Linked DNA regions of Mus musculus: regions 2 and 3 are each linked to region 1. A link is a loop called in an ENCODE intact Hi-C map of the cell type or tissue named here. Cell type or tissue: heart. All regions are shown on one strand. Links, peaks and the distances in the headings refer to the core of each region. The heading gives the core; the rest is flanking DNA. Region 1 holds the start of Tbx20 (T-box 20). Region 2 has its middle 49 kb from the start of Gm40509. Region 3 holds the start of E130101E03Rik (RIKEN cDNA E130101E03 gene).

The links. Hi-C counts contacts between places; a loop is a spot of excess contacts. Peaks named below come from ENCODE experiments on the same cell type or tissue, not always from the same donor. Only the 100,000 strongest peaks of a DNase experiment are listed, where the experiment ranks them.
Region 2: it touches region 1 in a loop (2.0-fold over the local background); 3 of 42 quality-filtered maps call a loop at or near these places.
Region 3: it touches region 1 in a loop (4-fold over the local background); 7 of 42 quality-filtered maps call a loop at or near these places.

What each region holds. Positions count from the first base shown.
Region 1 is chr9:24,772,509-24,777,508 of GRCm38, reverse strand. Tbx20 (T-box 20) reads left to right here and starts at 3,206. Exons shown (of 8, transcript NM_194263.2): 1 at 3,206-3,790. The coding sequence starts at 3,664. Gm29824 (a long non-coding RNA gene) reads right to left here and starts at 1,785. Exons shown (of 3, transcript XR_870586.1): 1 at 1,558-1,785; 2 at 1,039-1,154. In heart, for the core only: a CTCF peak has its summit at 3,050; DNase peaks (open chromatin) are centred at 28 and 3,138; H3K4me3 peaks cover 4,906 bases; H3K27ac peaks cover 4,906 bases.
Region 2 is chr9:24,893,179-24,899,539 of GRCm38, reverse strand. No RefSeq gene overlaps it. Among named protein-coding and RNA genes, the nearest start is that of Gm40509, 49 kb to the left of the region's middle. In heart, for the core only: no CTCF peak of the experiment used is centred there; a DNase peak (open chromatin) is centred at 2,569; H3K27ac peaks cover 1,374 bases.
Region 3 is chr9:24,969,864-24,976,224 of GRCm38, reverse strand. E130101E03Rik (RIKEN cDNA E130101E03 gene) reads right to left here and starts at 2,017. Exons shown (of 5, transcript NR_153861.1): 1 at 1,950-2,017; 2 at 1,426-1,455. In heart, for the core only: no CTCF peak of the experiment used is centred there; a DNase peak (open chromatin) is centred at 1,954; H3K4me3 peaks cover 1,200 bases; H3K27ac peaks cover 4,457 bases.

The DNA.
Region 1 (5,000 bases), core at 1-5,000:
GCTTGGTACCTGGCCCAGCGCCCAGGCGCAGCTCTCACCCTCCGCGCCTGCGGACGGCCAGCTAGATTTTTACGGGATCTGTCCCTATAGCTCCCGGCAAAGCGTCCAGAGAGCATTCGTTAACTCTGGAACCTAGGCTGAAAGCGGCTCGCTGATTACTTCCTAGACAGTTTGAGGGAGTTGTCTTAAGTTCCTGAGCTCAGGGGGACTGCAAAAGAGAATTTTCTAATGCGCGTGCCTTATATTAGGGGACATTGCCCAGACCTTCCAGACAGTATCGAAATCTTAAATGGCTCTGCTAGCTCTGAAGTTTAGCTGTCTTTGGCAGTCCAAGCGCCTCTACGTGGTCTCAATCTTCGGTGTATAGTCCAGAACAATCTGATATCTCTGTGGTCAAGAATATGCAGCTCAAATTCAAATAATTAAATAGCTGCATCGCTTTGCTCCTGTGGAGTCATCGTCGTTACTTACGGTTGGGTGCTTTACACACACTGCACATTTTTAAATTCACAAAGCCATCTATCATATAGCAATAAAGTATCAGTCCCATTTTAAAAGTAGATGATGAGACCAAAGCTTGGAGAGGTTTAGGAAGCCCACATAGCCACAGTGCTAACAAGTGTTAAAAGTCAAGACTCAAAGCTTTCCTCAAGTCCAAAGCCGTTTCCAGTGTCTGAAAGCAGCCTGAACACACAAGCCTGTCAGCAGCCCAGGCGGGGTTGAGGGAAGTGTTAACGTGATTGCTTTGTTCTAGCTCCACGGGGGTTTTATGCATTAACCCTTGCTCCCGGACGGTTTTGAAAGGACCTCAGGACTAGTTACCCTCAGCTTCCCTAGGCAGGAGGTTTAGATTACCCTGAGGCGATTCCTCTCTGTCAGCACTAGCTACAGGTCCTATAGCAACACATTGATTCATATAGGCATTGGATCTAAGAGGAGAGCAGCTTACCAGTATAATAAGCCTGTAGTAATGTTTGGCTGTGATGATCGTTTCAACGCCAACAAGATGCATAGCTTAGGGACACCCAAGTGACTCACCTCTGGCCTATGGCTTTGTTTAAGTGTTCATTTCAATTCCTTCAGCTTGCTGTCTCCTCCCACTTGCGCAGTCTCTTCTGCTTTTGAGTGATTTTCTGCCCACAAACATCCTAGAACTGGGACACAGTGGCACTTGTAGGAAAAGGGAAAGCAAGTTCAGCAATTCTGCTTTCCTGTGCTCAGTCTGCTTCTCTGAAACTGATGTATCTTTCAGGATGCCATTCCAACAATCTAAGCTGCTAAGGTAGTAAAGACAGTACCTCCCCTTATAAGATGGAATAATAGTTTTATTAATTAGGGTGTAACAACACAGTGAGCTATTGAAAACTAGATCCAACCAACAAAATCTACATTAGTTGAAACATTATATCAAGGTCTAAGTAAACCTCTCTCTCCCAAATTAAAAAAACAAAAACAAAAACTCTCTTCTTCAAATAAATCCATCTTCCTTGACAAACTCTAAAAAAATCAGACAAGAAGCAAACCAATGGGAACCTTACAATAAAAAGAAAACACTACCTTGATTGAGACATTGTATCTAAGGCCAGGAGAGATGGATGAGCAGCTAAAAGCATTTGCTCCTCTTTAGAGATCTGGAGGACTTCACTCCCTAGCACCCACACAGAGGGCTCACAACAGCCTGTAATCCCAGCTCCAGGAGATCTGATACTCTCTACTGACTTGCACACACTTATGAGTCCAGAGATTCCTGACCTGTGGGGAGGAGAGGGGAATGACTGGGACATGGTTGGAGGATGGGGGAGACTTGCAAAAAAGAGACACTGCTCTGCCAACTTGTCACCTTCGATCTTTTCAAAGTAGTTGGTCCAGACAAGGAAAAAAAAAAAAAACCTTCTAGTATGAAAAGTCTGCAGTTTTACTAATTTCTAATTTCCCTCAACATTGACACATTACAACCCAAATGCTGAAACGAGCAAACATAGACAGGATGGCCAGGCCAGTCTAAATCAGAACTTCCTCAGATGCCAACATTCTGTTTACACGGGATGTTCTTCATAGTTATTCTGGCTCTCGATTTCGCCCATAACTATGTTTCGGGAGCTGTGAAGAGGATGCAATGGGAGACAGGGTATGTCTTTCTTTTTATGTTCTTCACCCCACCCCTCCCCTACCCCCTTAAGACCTACCAAGAGGTTCCTAATCGCCAGATCAACTGGCTGGAAAGGAGAGCAAATATTTACAAGTATAGCTTGAGTGTGTGTGTCCTCTAGAGTTTACATGGTTGAGAGTGAAGCGGATTACCCCGCGAATTTGGAGAATTCGAATTATTTAGACTGAGCAAGGCCAACAGGACTCCCTCCACAAGGCTGTGGGAAGTCCTTAGCCCAGTCTGCGTCTGCAAGGCAGATAGATGGTTCCGTGTGGGGGGGGGGCGGGGGAGGAGCCAGAAAGTCACTATGCATCGCATGGTCCCCTTAGAGCTCCAAGTCCTGACCCCCCCTCCTTGCTTCAGGCCACTTCCCTACTTTCAGAGTCTCCAGAATAGAAAACCCAGACTAGAAGGGAAACAAACCACCACACAGCAGAAAGCCAGGTTCGCCAAAAACAAAATCAACAAAAACAAACAAAAAATCAAAACAAAGTATCCTTCCTACAGGCACCCTGCAGCTCAGCATTCTTTCCCAGAGCCCTGCCTCTCCAGCTCTCTGTGAAAAGAGACATAACTTGGGGACTGTCAAGTAGGGGACCTAGCACTAGGCACTGTGCTGCGTCACCAGGTTAATGCCGCTCAGCGATGAGGAATTTGCTCTACTGGGCCCTTCTCAACTATTTGGGAGCTCCAGTAGGAAAGGTAGAAAATGCGGAACTCAGTAGGACTTCCTTTGGTGACATTCAGTCCAGAGCAACGCAAATGCCTGTTTCTGGGTAGCAGTGAAAGTGCCTCTCTAGACAGCGCATGCTTCCCTCCTGCGGGATCTGAGACTCTGGGCGGAGGCGGTCCGGCTAGCTCCGCCACCCTGTTCACTGTGCGTCTTCTCCGGCTCTCCACCGGGAGCGCAGAGGCAGGAGGGCGCAGTGCCCTAGGCGCTCTCTCCCTGCGCCGCTCGGCCCCGCCCCACTCCGCACAGTCTGGAAGCAGTGACGTGAGACCACGCTGACTGGCTGCTGCCCGCAGGGATGGCCACCGCCAGCAAATTAAGGCGCGAGGCAGCAGGCGCCTAGGCACAGTTTAGGTCGCGCCTTGCTGCGCTCTGCAGAGAGGAGATCCGACTCCCTGGTTTCCGCACCCTCTAGAGTCCCACGCCGATCGTCACCTCCTCGGACTTGGGCCACTCAGCGGACCCAAGGAGGGAAGGGAGGGAGAACTCGGCGTGGGTGCTGGGGACCCCGCGTTTTGCGCAGTGGGCTTACAGTTTTGAGTTCCCGGCTGGTCCCCACCCTGCTTTCCTGCTGGTTCGAAGTCTCTGCGGCTCCCCTGCTTTGCTCTAGTGGACTGGAGAGGCCATCAAAACCTGGGAACGGACGCTTCGGGGGGGTCCCCAGTTCCGCTTTGCTTGCTCTCTGGAACTTTGAGCTGCAGTTTCGGGTCTTTGTCTCCCTTTGGGGAAGCTGGACTGTGGTTTGTCAGTCCAGGTTCCTGAGCAGGACCGCACGCTGGGAACCATGGAGTTCACGGCGTCGCCCAAGCCCCAGCTCTCCTCTCGAGCCAATGCCTTCTCCATCGCCGCGCTTATGTCCAGCGGCGGCCCCAAGGAGAAGGAGGCAGCAGAGAACACCATCAAACCCCTGGGTAAGTCGGGGTACTAGGCAGTCAGTATGGGCCCTGCTAATCTGTTTCCCGGGTGCGGGCAGTTTGCTCCGCGGGAAGCAAAGGTGGCTTTTTCTACCGTCTGGATCTACTGCTAAGTCTCAGAGTATGGACCAGAATTCGGTCCTGGGAGAAAGACTTTTTTTTTTTCTTTTCCTCTCAAGTTTTCTTTGGAGGCTTCACCATCAATTAAAGGTAGTGAATTCTCACTACCGGCTTGTGTTTGTATTCGCTTTCCCCAGTTTCTTGGAATCTCGACATCACTTAGATAGTATGAATGCTGTACAAATTTGTTTGTTTGAATGAAAACAAATTCAAGGACAAGTAAGGGTTAAGATTCGGGATCCACGGTGGTATATAACACCCAAGCCTGCGCTTGGAATCAAAGACTCTGAGACTTCACAAGAAGCCAGTTTAATTTTTCTATCACAATTAACAGTCTTAATATGTCTGAAAAGGACTATAAAATAGGCCGGTTTTTCCACGCAAGAGCCGGCTTTTTTTTTTTTTTTTTTTTTTGGTCAGGAACCCCCATTTTATACTTGCGATTTTCAATTGAGACTGGCAAGGCCTCCCCAAATTCCTCGAAATTTAACACTGTCTCTATAAAAACTGTTTTCTTTACAGAGGAAACTAGGCACAGATTAAAGAGAGATGAGCGGTGAGGGTGTCTTGAGCACACGAGAGTTGTATAAAAGCAACTGCTCAGGATAGGGGTTCTGAAAACCCTTACAACCCAGGGAAAATGAGTTGCTATTCTAAGGGCCTTGGTAATAATTATCGCACACCCTAATCGCCGACTATCAGAAATCAAGTAGCTAAGTTAAGACAGTTGAAAAAAGTCATCACTTTTTTCTTTTTCGCTATCCCTTCCCAACTCTAATACATTTCACATCCAAGATAAACACTAGAGAAGAAAGGGGCTTGGGAAACTAAGGAGTTTACACAGTGACAGGAGATTACTAAAGTCCAAAACAACAGTGGTACCAAGGAGATGTAAGACAGGGAAATGAGTGTGAATAAGAACTCCTAACTTCCACCTAAGTCAAGATCTGCGAAGGCAATGTGAGCAAGCCAACAAATCCTGATTATTTAGAGAGAGCATTGGCTACTACTGTCCAAGTTGGACCTGCTGAGGCTTCCGATCATTATCCTTGTACTTAGGGAATTTAATACCCCCATCTCATTTTGG
Region 2 (6,361 bases), core at 544-5,543, 120 kb before region 1:
GCACACAATAGGAAAGTATGTGTGTCAGAGAACAAGGATTCATTTTAAATTATCAGAGGCTGTGCAGTCACCCACTCTCTGTTTCATAACCAGAAAGCTGGACTTAGAACTCTTATCATGCCGCAAAGTGAGGTCTGCATCATTTCACCAATTTCAACAAACTGTCCCAGCACTGAGGGAGATTAGCTGTGTGTGTTTATTTTCTGTGGAGTTAGGGCTGTGTTCTCTTCAAGAAAATGAGATATGAAAGTAGAGGTTTGCTCAGTTCCGTCTCCACTGGATCCTGTGAAACGAAAGATTCCAACAATTTTGCTCCTGTGCCCAGGTGACTGCAAGTAGAACTGCAGGGTGTTCTCTTCCCACCCCCATGCTGACCCCAGAAGTGAAATTCTTGAAGAGGAGAAGACAGCTCTGTGTGTTCTGCTTTGATATATAGCTAGGGCTGGATGATGGCACGGGTGGGAAGCTTTCAAACCAGGCCATGTCCAGAGAATGCCACCAAGTCAAGGTTTTGTTAGAGAAAGCCAGTGATATAGAGAGGATTCGTGTTTGTCCAAGGCCTCAGACCTGGAGATGCATGGTGGAGGAGGTATGAGATAGAAGAGCTAAGACAAGATGGATCCTTCCAGGCCTCCTCTATCACCATGCAGTGCATTGAGGAGGGATACTTGTGTTAGATAATTTTATGTCAACTTGACACAAGTTAGAGTCATCTGAGAGGAAGAAATCTTCAATTAAAAGAGTCCTCATAAGACCAGGCAATTAGGAATTTTCTTCATTAGTGATTGATCAAGGAGGATCCAGCCCTTTGTAGGTTGTACCATCCCTGGGCTGGTGGTTCTGGATTCTATAAGAGGCTGAACAAGCCAGCAAGCATGAGAGGCTTCCTGCATGGGCTCTGCATCAGCTTCTGGCTCTAGGTTCCTGTCCTGTTTGAGTTCCTGTCTTGACCTCCTTAGGTGATAAACAGTGATGTGGAAGTGTGAGCTGACTGTAGTCATTTGAATGAAAATGGCACCCACAGACTCACAGGGAGTGGCATTATTAGAGGTATAGTCTTGTTGGAGGAAGTATGCCACAGGACTTGGGGCTTTGAGGATTCAGATGTTCAAGCCAGGCCCAGTGTCTCAGTCTTTTCCTGCTGCCTGGCAACCTGGCCGTAGAACTCTCAGATTCCTGGCCCACACCATGTCTGCCTACAGGCTGCAATATTTCCCACTGTGATGATGATGAACTAACAGAAACTCTGTATTTTAAGCCAGCACCAATGAAATGTGTTTCTTTATAAAAGTTGCTGTGATTGTAGTGTCTCTTCAAGACACCAAAAGAATCCTTTCCTCCCCATCTTGCTATTTGGTCATGGTTTTTCATCACGGCCATAGAAACCCTAAGAAAGTACCCTTTAGCCACCAAAGGGAGTGACTCTTGTGGAGCAACTGTGGAGCAAGTGCTGGTCCTGTTCAACAATCAGAGCCACCGCCTCTGTCAGTAAGTCAGAGGGTGTGATACCTAGTCTAGATCCATATCTTTCCACAGAGATATATTTTAGCAGAAACCTTCTGGCAGAAATGTAGTCTTCATGGAGAATTTTTCTGAAGTTTTTTCAGCATAGGTGATAAGACTTGAACAGGGGGTCTAGAGGGTGAAGTCACCTTTATGGCCTTCTTGATCTAGAGCTGAAAGCAGGCCAATGTTCCCTTTCTTGACACAGACCTACAAAGGGTATGCTTCTGTCACAAATGGCTAGCCTTTGGATCAAGACTGCTGGCAGCCTCCTACATCGTCAATTCCCCTCCTGAGGCTTTTGGCTCCTGAAGAAAGCCCAGGGCTAGTTAGATGACCCTGAGTTTTGCCCCTCAAGCAGATTTTTAGAACACTGGGCACTCAGTATGGCTTTGCATCTCAGACAGCTCTGCTTAAATCCACAGGCCTTAACGAGGGACAGAATTAGTGTCTACCAAATGAAAACACGGGGGCCATCCAAACATGTAACCCAGGTGTGGTCTCTAAATCCCTCGTGCCTGCAGAGCAAAATATAGACAAAATAAAGCTTGCACCTCTGAAGGGCCCTCTCCTGGTCTCATTAAGTTCAAGACATAGATAACATAGGTGAAGTTTTTGTTTAATTAAAATAAAACATGTTCTTGTTCCTACTATTATGTGTCCTTCCCTTAAACTCCAGGGCTAGGGACAAACTTTGAATCAAAGCTCCCTCAGCAGCCGCTTGCAGCCAGTGACTGTAGGTCTCCCTGTACTCAACTCAGTTCAGCTTCTCCATGCTTTTGCCAGAGCTGACTGCGAGTGTCCAGGGTAGCTGGACTATTCTTTGGATCCAGGGGCTGCCTCCAAGTGCTGTCAGTGAAAGCTATCATGAGATGCTTATTGCCAGCAAAAAACCAGATGGACATTTTCAGTGTTGCTGTAAAACTGTGTAGGGGGAGCCCCAAAGGAAGAGAGGGAGAAATGGTCCCAGCCTTGGAGTTCATGTGTACACATCCATTGACACCGAGCGCCTGGTGCCTCCAATCTGCTTCCCGTTGTCACAGGGAGCTGGTGAGGAGCTGCAGCTGCACCGCCATCAGCTTCAGAGAGGCCCATGGAGGAGCCTCACTGTTAGAACAGAGCATACCATGAACAGGAAGATGGAGCTGGTGGGAGAATGTGGCTGTGGGGATCCTGTGGGAATGGTTCTGTCCCCAGATTTCAACTTATCTTGGGTAGAAAAGTTCCCTTCCAAGAGCCAAGCCAAAAAATCTTGACGTCACGGGGAAAGGGGATAGAATGTGATTGTGTGTCACACAGAACTGGGAACGGGGCTATTCGGAGGGACAGCCTTATCAATTAGGTAATGTCTGCTAATGATTGACGGAGTGTGTTGTGTAGTGTTCCAGCTGTTGATGTGTTAGCAAACATCTGCAAAGAGCACAGTACCTTTCTGGAAAAGCTTTTCTTGGACTGGGCTCTAGCGGTTGGAGCCCTAAACGTCTGGTTCACCCAACAGCATCAAAGGTATCAGGAAGAGAGCCAAACGGCAGAGATGTGGACAGGATAGAGACGGCAACTGCGGCTGTGCCTTTGGTTTCTAATCCTAGACTTGGGCAGAAGTGATGGCTCTGACGGAATGTCCCTCCTCTTCCCCATTGCCTATATTTTCTCCTTGTCTTTCTCCTTATTTCTCCCTTTCCCTCCATTCCATTTTTCTCTTTGTCCCTTCTCATCATTTCTCATTTTCTGCCTCATTTCTCTTTCCTCCCTCCCTCCCATTTCACATCCCTTTCTCCCTTTCTCACTCTCTTTCTTGTTTCATCTTGTCTTCCTTGGAACAACCATAGCTCGTGGTGATCACAATGTAAAAATCTCTGCACAAGGAGCTAAGACCTCAGCAGTGTCTTCTCTTAAAAGGAAGCAAAGCAAGAGAAGCAAAAGTGAATGTGCCAACACTCGAGATAGAATGTTATAGAAACATGGAGTTCAGACGTGACCAGGGCATATACTTTATAAAAAGGTTGTCTCTGGTTTTATTTACTTTCTCCTCTTTTTGAAAATAACACATCAAATTGCAGAATGGAAATTGAGAATGTCAACAAAGTAACTTTCCCAAATATCACCAACTAGTAACCAAAGTACTGACAGGGAAATACATGTGTGTACATGTAAAATTATGCAAACACCCACTCAGTGAACATCTACATATTTAACAACAGATGAGAGTTTACTATTAATCAACTACTTTTGTCATTGTTATGACAAAGTTTCTGACAGAAGCAAGTAGGCAATGGTTTATGCTGGCTCACAGTTTGGGGGGTACACTCTGCCTTGGTGGGAGAGCATTTTAGCAAGGCACTGCTGAGACTTGCTATAAGAGTCTGCAGTCAGAAGGTAGGGAGAAAAAAAGGGAAGAGGGAGAGGATAGGGAGAAGGGTGGGAGAGAAGAAGTAGGGAGAGAGAGAGGGAGAGAGGGAAGGAGGGAGAGAGAGAGGGTGGGAGAGAGGGGAATAGGGGTAGGGTCAGGAAGGCAGTTTCCCCCAGGGTCCCTCAGTCAGGTGCTGAGGACAGGATTTAAAACTTTAATTATTATGCAAAAATATTTGCACATTTGTCAGGTGATTTCCTTGGTATAAATTTCTAAAATTATAATAGAATCATGCGTTAATTTTAAGAAAATATTTTATAGCTAACCTCAACTGCTACGTGAGACACATACTACACAGTCCTAACAAACAAGGTCTCCTGTGCCACATGGAATTTATAGCTTTAAATATGATTGTTTTTATCTCTTTTAAGCATGCTCTTAAAGTTGTTACCTCAAGAACTTTTTTTTTTTTTAATTGGGCATAGTATTCTTAGTTTTAATGCTATAAGCATTTTTAAAAATGATTTATTTCACTTATTGAGATTATAGTATAACTACATCACACTGACATAAATGCCTAACCGTGACCTGAGCAAAGAGAACAACAGACATGCGAAAGGGGGCTAGGGCTGGGGAGGGGGCCTGGGAGGGGGCCGGGGAGGGTGCAGCAATGAGACTCCACTCCACACAAAGGATTACAGGCAATGAAGACTGCTGAGGCCAGGAGATTCTCAATTCATTAAGTTAAAAGTGTGTCGTTATTAAGTGGACACACCAACTCCAGCTAAGGACTCCAGATACTTAGACTCTGTTCATATGGCTTTTGCAGTAGCAGTCTTATTAAATTTGCTTCTATTGATATCATCATATATGTTATATATAAGACTCAGGGACATTTAGTCGAAGAACTGCTTGCTAATATGTCATTTTCCATTCCCCTTTTATATAGAAGTTTGTTTGTTTTTTTTTTTAACATGATACAATTAATTGGATTTATATTGTACCGCTTTGCTCTAAGTTAATCTAAATTTTACTCTTACACTTCGTTTTGAGTGAAATTCATTTGATGTTTGGAGTGAGTGTGGATTGTCCAGTCAGAGGTTGACAAGGTGTGGCACTGCAAACTCCTCTACACAGGCCATGCTCCCTGTTACCAGCATTCTTTACGTCACTCTGGCTAAGTTGTCGATGCTACATGTTTGTCCATGTTCATCTTTTCAAAAAAGCAGATTTTGTTTCTTACTATTATTCTTTTGGAAATAGTTTCTACTTCTGCCTTTACTAACTTTCTGTTTCTACATTTTAATTCTTTATCTTTTTTTCGGTTTGAATTCACTGTTATTGTAATTCTCTAATTATTTTTAATGGGGCAATTACTCTTGACCAAATTCCAAAAATCTTGAATGATATATTCAAAGCAAATGGCTAAGTAGTATTTGTAAGAATATGGCCTTTTTTTTAAAGTATTCATAGACAGAGTGGGTTTAAAAAGCTAGGCAAGTTACCATTTATAGTTAGTTTTTTTTTAACTCTGTGTTGATCCAGTTTGGTTGAGAACATGACCTGTAGGACTGACTGGCTTACTTTTACATTGGAGAAATTTTACATTTAACAAGTTTTGTCCCTAATTTGTAGTTTACTTGAAAGAAAGGGTGTGAATGTGTGTGTGCACACACGTGTGTGCGTGCATGTGAGTGAGCGTGCATGCGTGTGTGTGTGTGTGTGTGTGTGTGTGTGTGTGTGTGTGTGTGTGTGTGTGTGGTTTTAGATTAAGGTCTTAGCCTTTGCTGCATCTGTTAAGAGCATGGACTCTTCTTCCCCACCACCTCTCTCAGACACCATGTCCTTCTCCTCTTGTCTTGGTGTCTCTTCTCTGCCCTCCTTTTCTTTTGTTTAAAAACCTACATTAAATATACCATTTCAGCTATTTTAAGTGCATAGCTCACTAGTTTTAGGACAGCACATCTCAGGATTTCTCCTCATCTTGCAATGCCATTTTTTTCTTGTTGTTGTCATTTTGTTTTCTTCTTTTTCTAAACACTACTCTAAGCCCTTGGTAACCACAAAGAAATGTGAATTAGAAATCAGAAGATTTTTGCTTCTATGGTTTAATATGAAGAGAACCATCAAGCCAAGCTCAACCACGCTCAAAGCTGACAGGATTTCTTTCCTTTTCAGTGCTGTGTAGTAGTCCAGTATGTATGTATGCTACAGTTCTCCAACATCTTCTCTTGCCACACATAACATTCTTGATATTACCAGGTTTTGCTGTGCTCCATGCCACAGGGAATGTAGTTCTTTAAATCTGATTTTCCCCTGATTAATTATGTTCATAAAGTTGTTATTCATCTTTAGAAAGCAATGAGTGGGAAGAAACTGAGTTAATGCGGGAGTGAGGACTCATTTTCTCTGCTGGGATTTCTCTGCTTTTTGCCCTACAGTCCCAGCTGCTACACTCCATGTGCTATGCTTTTTATGAAACTTTTATTTTAATGCATTTGTGAGTTA
Region 3 (6,361 bases), core at 1-5,000, 200 kb before region 1:
AACTCATTCCTACCCTGTCTGTCCCCGGGAAGGTGCCCACATTTACAGGAAACAACTTTGTGGGTTCCCGTTTCTGTGCAAGACTGGAGACTGGGCATTATCCATGATGGGGGCCCTGGACAGAGAGGCCTCCAGGATAGTTAAGGGCCAACTTTTTGCAGTCAAAGGATCAGAGCCTTATTTTTAAGACAGAGATTGCACATTTTGTGCCATTTTTTTTTTCTTCAAGCACCAGATTAAAGAACACTTGCTATTCTTTGCCTTCTTAAATCAAAGTAACATTTTTTCAGGGTGGCTCTCACCTTGTTCTCTTCCAAGCTGTACTCTATGGACAATGGACTCCCCAACTCTCACCTCTGCACCCCATGACTCCCGTCCGTGCACTCCCAGACTTCTCACACCTGCTCTGAGTACCTTGGACTTGGTATAACAACTACCATCGCTAACTAGCAGATTTCATGCCTGGCGGTCCTGCCTTCAAGCTGCTGACCCTGCTATCCTTTCTTCGGGTAGAGATTTTCTCTGTTTTCTGGTTGTTAATCTTCCAAGAACCTGGAGAGGCCTTCCCAGACTCTTCATCCTTAAATTGAGAACCCTGAGGTCTGACACTTTCTGAATCATCTCTGATTCCCCACATGTAAGCACAATGACAGGAAACATTTGAATTAGGAAACATTTGAATGATGACTGTGTCTAATCATTAGTGAAAGTTCTGTAGGGTGTGAGGCTTCCTGGGGATGTAGACTGGCATGCATACTTGGTGCCCAGTGTCTGCCCCTGATGGACCAGAAGTGATATCCATCAAGACAATTCGAGAGGCATTTGCTTGAAAGTTGTAAATAGTGACAAGGACATCTAAGAGAGATAGTACTAGGCAGCCTAGGCTACTCCCCCCCCCCCCACACACACACCTTTTGGGGCTACCCCAACTTGAAGGACAGGCGGACTTATGGCTGAGGGCCGCAGGGGTTTGACACATTAGCAAACAGCAGGTCCAGCAGAAGGGAAAATAGATCCAAAAGGCAGAGCAAAAGGCAAGAGACTCAGGACTGCAGTGCTAGAGAAACTCCAGCGCTTCCAAATTGCTATTTTCACAAAACTGGGATGACTGAGGCCCTTCAGTGCATGTTGCATAGGTTTCTGCCTGGCTCTCACTGCTCAGGAGATCTCATACCTCAATGACGCCCTGAAGTTCTACCCAAGACCATGATGGAGACCATGTCCCCTCCATTCCTGTTTAAAACAGCCACGATGGGAGAGTATCAAGGGGCTATCTCTTCAGAGTATTTGTTTTTTCTTTGTGTGGGAAGTACAGCTAGCAGCCTTCTCAGCTCTTGGTTTTCTCCCCGCCCCCAGCTCGCCAGATCCATCCAGGAAAGGCAGCGCTGACTTTCCATCAAATTCTCTCCTGCTTGTTTCCCTCACCTTTTCTCTTTCTTAATCTTCCCATGTCTCCTAAAAGGATTAATTAGAAAGATGTGAGCAGGGGTTGGGACGTCAGAAAACAATCGTCACTTTCCTATCTGACCTCTCTCACCAGCTGCAGAATTAACAAATTGAATGTCCTCAGCAGGCAGGGGTGGCACATGATACCGAGTTCATTAGGAGCCTCGCTGGGGCCGAGCGAGTAGACCGATTTAAACAACTCTCGCTGATTAAATTCCTTCCAGGCACTCCCGCCAGATGCTGTTAGAAAATACTCACATCCAAGAGGTTTTTAATTTTTTTTTAAACATGTGCCAATTATTTCCCTGCTATCTGCAGGTGCTGGCAAGCGTCACAGGCCGGCCTGGCCGGGCTGTCTACACGCTTATCCACCCGGCGCCTGCCTGGGGGGCTCACGTCTGCAAGAATGGGATCCCAGGGGCTCTTCTCTAGGCTGTCAAAACTCTCCAGCCACCCTGCCTGGCTGGCCTTCCCTGCCCCCAACCCTGGCCCCAGCGCCTCACCTTCTGAAGCTCACAGCTCTCTCAAATGTTCCTAGGTGGCAACACAGATCTGGTGACCTGCTAGAAGTGGGGCCCGAGAGGGCAGGCATGCAGTAATGTTGGGCTGAAGCCAACTGCCTTCCAGCCAGGCTAGGCTTCAGCCCTGAGCCAAACAAGGACATATAATTGCCCCCTCCGTGAGCAGGGTTGCATACTTGGCATTGGTTCACAGGCATCCCTAGCAGAAGTCCCACAATGTACTTCCCTCAGACTTCTCTACTCCAGCAGTCTCAAATACTTAGCTTATTCCTCAATCAATGCTTAATTAATTCTCATCAAATTAATAGATGCCACTTAACCACTAAAAGCAAGGACTCATAATATAAACCACACTTTTTAGCATTGCTCATATGTTTAATGAAGGTAAAGTAGCTTTTGACTAATAAAAAACTGATTATTCTGAAACCAAGCTTTCTCTTCGCTCCTTTATATTAAGGGATGGTGGCTTTGTACCACTGTTACCAGCCCTCAGAATAATACCTTTCTTGGTTGTTTCCTATTTTCCTGTCTACACCTTTAGAATTCACTCTTTGTTTTAGCATTTGCTATAGCTGTTAACCTTGGTGATCATCTCCTCTCATAGGCACTAAAAGTTCATGTTTGTTCATTTCATAGAACCCTTTCATGGCTTGGATGATCTTTGATCCAGAGCTGAATAACTGGCACCCTCTTCTTGACCATTCACTTGTGTCTACTTTCCCTGCGCTGAACTAAGAGCTTCCCTGAATTAAACAACACCCAGCCATTACAAAGACTGGAGGGGGGTTGCAGCAACCAGGGAGGGTTGGGAAAGAGGCATTTGCCTGGATTCAGATGTCTCATGAATCTGGGTGCTCACGTACAGATGTAGAGACTGGGTCCAGATGGGAGGAACAGAAGTTAGGACTTCGATCTAATGGTGTTGCCATGTCTCCTCATCCCTGAAGCCCCCAATACAAAGAATACAGTGTAAATCTGAGAAAAACTACAAACAAAATAGCCAGTGATAAAAATAGAAAAGAACACTAATTAATTCTGGGAGATCTGTTACCAATCATGATGCCAACAGCTTAAGCTCCAAGAGAGAAGATAGGTAACAATTGGGCCCCATCTTACAGATGGCCCTATCCCCAAGTCACAGGGACAAGGATTAGGGAAACAGTTCTCACCATCCTCTGAATCCCTAGAGATTCTGGAGTCTCCTCTGTGCCCAGGCTGCCCCCTGACAAATGCTTGTCACATGACCTTCCTCCAGACCATCTTTATCTGCTCTGTTCAGAGGTCACATTTCCATCAATGCAGAGGGATGGAGGCAGCCTGCTTTATCTGGGTTTATTTTGTGCATAAAGATTAACATCGGATGTCAGTAGAGTTATGGATAAAGGGTATTGTAGGCTGAGATTTTTCAAACCCTATTTTATTTAGGGTTCTTAAATGCTTCAACCTCCCTTTTAATCTACCGACCAAAGGTAAGAGAGAAAGATAGTTAATAGGACAATGGGGTTGTGGGCCTGTTTAGAAGTAGTTCTTTGGGGGCAATTCCAATCTTCATTGTCAGGACATCAGCAGTCCAGTCCAATAGCAAACACGAATCAGTAGCAGCAGCTTGATCTGGAAGAAACAGCAGTACTCCAACGAATTGGCACGAGTCAGTGGAAACAGCAAGAATTAGCTGGAATTCCACAACTTCTTTTGTGCATTTCTCTCTACAAAGTGAAGACCAGCGAAGACTAGCAAAGCATGCATAGCTAGCCAAGACCAGGAAAGCATTGCGAGGTGTAGCAGTAGAAGGGCATCCTCTCACTGTCTGTGGGGTTACGTTTTTTTCTTTCTAAACATCTAGGCTAAGATTTTTCAAACCCTTCTTTACTTAGGGTTTTTAAATGTTTCAACCTCCCTTCTAGTCCACTAACCACAGGTAGGAGAGAAAGATGGTTGATAGTACAATGGGGTTGTGCGCCAGTGCCAGCAAAATACCATATGCCCTCTCCTGTGTCTTCTTCAGCAAAATAACCTCTCATGTGCCTGTTCCAACAAAACGTCCTCTCACACGACAGCTTCCAGCAAAGCATTATGTGACACAACTGAGTTTCCAAAGAAACCAGAAATCTCCACTTAGGAATGTACTCCCTCATGCTCTAAACTGAAGGCAAGAGGACCCCCACCCCCTCCCATGTTAGGAGAGCCTGAAAGTGGGGAAAGGGACTCCAAACCTCAAGCCTGACAGCACAAAAACCAAGACAGGGGGCAGGTATTGATAGATATGAGTGACCGATTGTCAGCTCCTAATCTTAGAATAGTAGCACTGGTTCCAGAAGTCCCTCGGTGAGGACTTCTAGAAAGTCCAGGGTTGAATGGAGATCTCTTTTCTCAGGGCTGACAAAGTAGATTAAAATGGCCTAAGGATAATGTGAATTCTGGGGAAAAAAAGACTTTACTTGCCGATCCCTGGCTCCTAAGCCATTACTTAATCAGAGAAAGAATCCAAGAAGAAACCTTATTGAATGCAATTATAAAAGGGTCGCTATGCCTGTTATAAATGGGAACAGGAAGCTACAAATCAGAACAGTCTGTGAGGCAGCCATTGTGTAAAAGTGTCTGCGGGGGGGGGGGGGGAGTGATTCTAGATACAGAGGAACAATGTAATTTAGTTGAAGATGGGAAAGAAAAGAGTAGACAGCACGGGGAATTGTCCCAGCAATAAGTAGAGGAAGCTGAAGCAAATCCCTCCCAAACATGAAGAGAATACTCATAAAGTGTAGATCTGATGATGGATGACAGATCAGATCGCCAGCTTTGAGAATATGTAGCAAACCAGAGGAACTTCTCTGTCATGATGCAGTCTTAAACACTGAAACACTAACAAATTATATTTCACTGAGGAGTAAACGTGATCTCTAATAGGAAAACCAGGGCTAAGGTACATAGAGTTCATTAGTGTTGCTACAAAATTCCCAACACAGGGAGTAATTCAGTGCCCCAAATCAGTAGATTAAAAATAAAATATTACACTAATATATGTTTTTAAATAGTTGATTAAATCTAACACTCTTATGTTTCATGTCCAGTCAGATTTTTCAGGCATACATATATATATTTTCTCTCAAGGTTGTTATTTCTTTTTAATTTGTCTTGTGGTTTTCAAGTAGTACTATGATTTTAGGTCAATAAAATCAGTAAATATGAATCTATTCCTTAGCCCTCCTCACACCTACCAAAAGAGCCTCTTGATTTGCTGTAAGGCTCTGATGGCCTCCTTGAAGGCTTTTTCTGGTCCTTCTATAGTCCTGACCTTCCATCTACATGGGTCTCCAGAATTCACCAGTTTGCTGTGCCACAACAGCTCCTTTGTAGGTGAAACCTGTGCAGAAGCAGGTGCTTAGTTTCATTGTATGGAGCCACAGTCCATGATCCATTTCATGATTAGATCAAAGTTGGCTCTCACCATCTTCTATGATCATGGGTTGACAGTGCTGTGGTGGGCAGTGAGGGAGACACAGTAAAGTGATTAGTCTTGTATATGTATACATGGAACCTCAGGACCTCACATGGAGGCTGATGTCAGCTCTCAAATCTCCCAGGGAAGTTCGAGATTTATGTGACATGGGTTGAATAGCTGAGGAACTTCCTTGGCCTAACCCAAGCAGCTCATTCTTACAGACTGCGTGCTTGCTTTATTTGTTTGGTTGTTTGGTTTTGCACTTGCTATTCATGTCACCTACAATGCTTGCACTGGTTCACCAGAAAATACTAACCCAGAGAGGGGGAGAGAGAGAGAGAGAGAGAGAGAGAGAGAGAGAGAGAGAGAGAGAGAGAGATTTCATTCTACATCCTCTTAGAATAGCACGAGCTATTCCCAATTATCTTTCCAGAGCATAGACCACTGTCTAAGCAATGAACATGTTAGACCTCTCTGAAACATATACCACAAACTTGTGAAAGCCCACTAAGACTCTCAGGCACATCTTCAGATTTGGCTGCAGTGCACACCTAGAAAACTTTGTACAGCTTGTTTTCTTCCACCAGAATACACAGGAAGGTGTTGCTGTAAAAATAAACTTTAAAGGGTCATTTCATGTGATGTCAGATCACCACTGGCTTCTGCTAGGAGGGCATGGCGCCTGATCTACTCTAGAGAAAATGTTCATGGCATTTTGCTTGAATAGCTGAGCTTCTTAGACCCTCTACAGGGAGAACTGAACAAGAAAGAATGAATCTGGAATTCAGGAAATCCAGGGTGTGATTCTGAAAGTCTTGTATCTTTGTGTAAGTTTCTTAATTAGATCTGTGGCTCCGGTACCTTTATATATTATAGGGGAACGCTGGATTAAATGTCATTTTAGGTCTGAAATCCATGTTACTTTAGTGAGCTGTGTCTGCTCAGTTATTTAAAC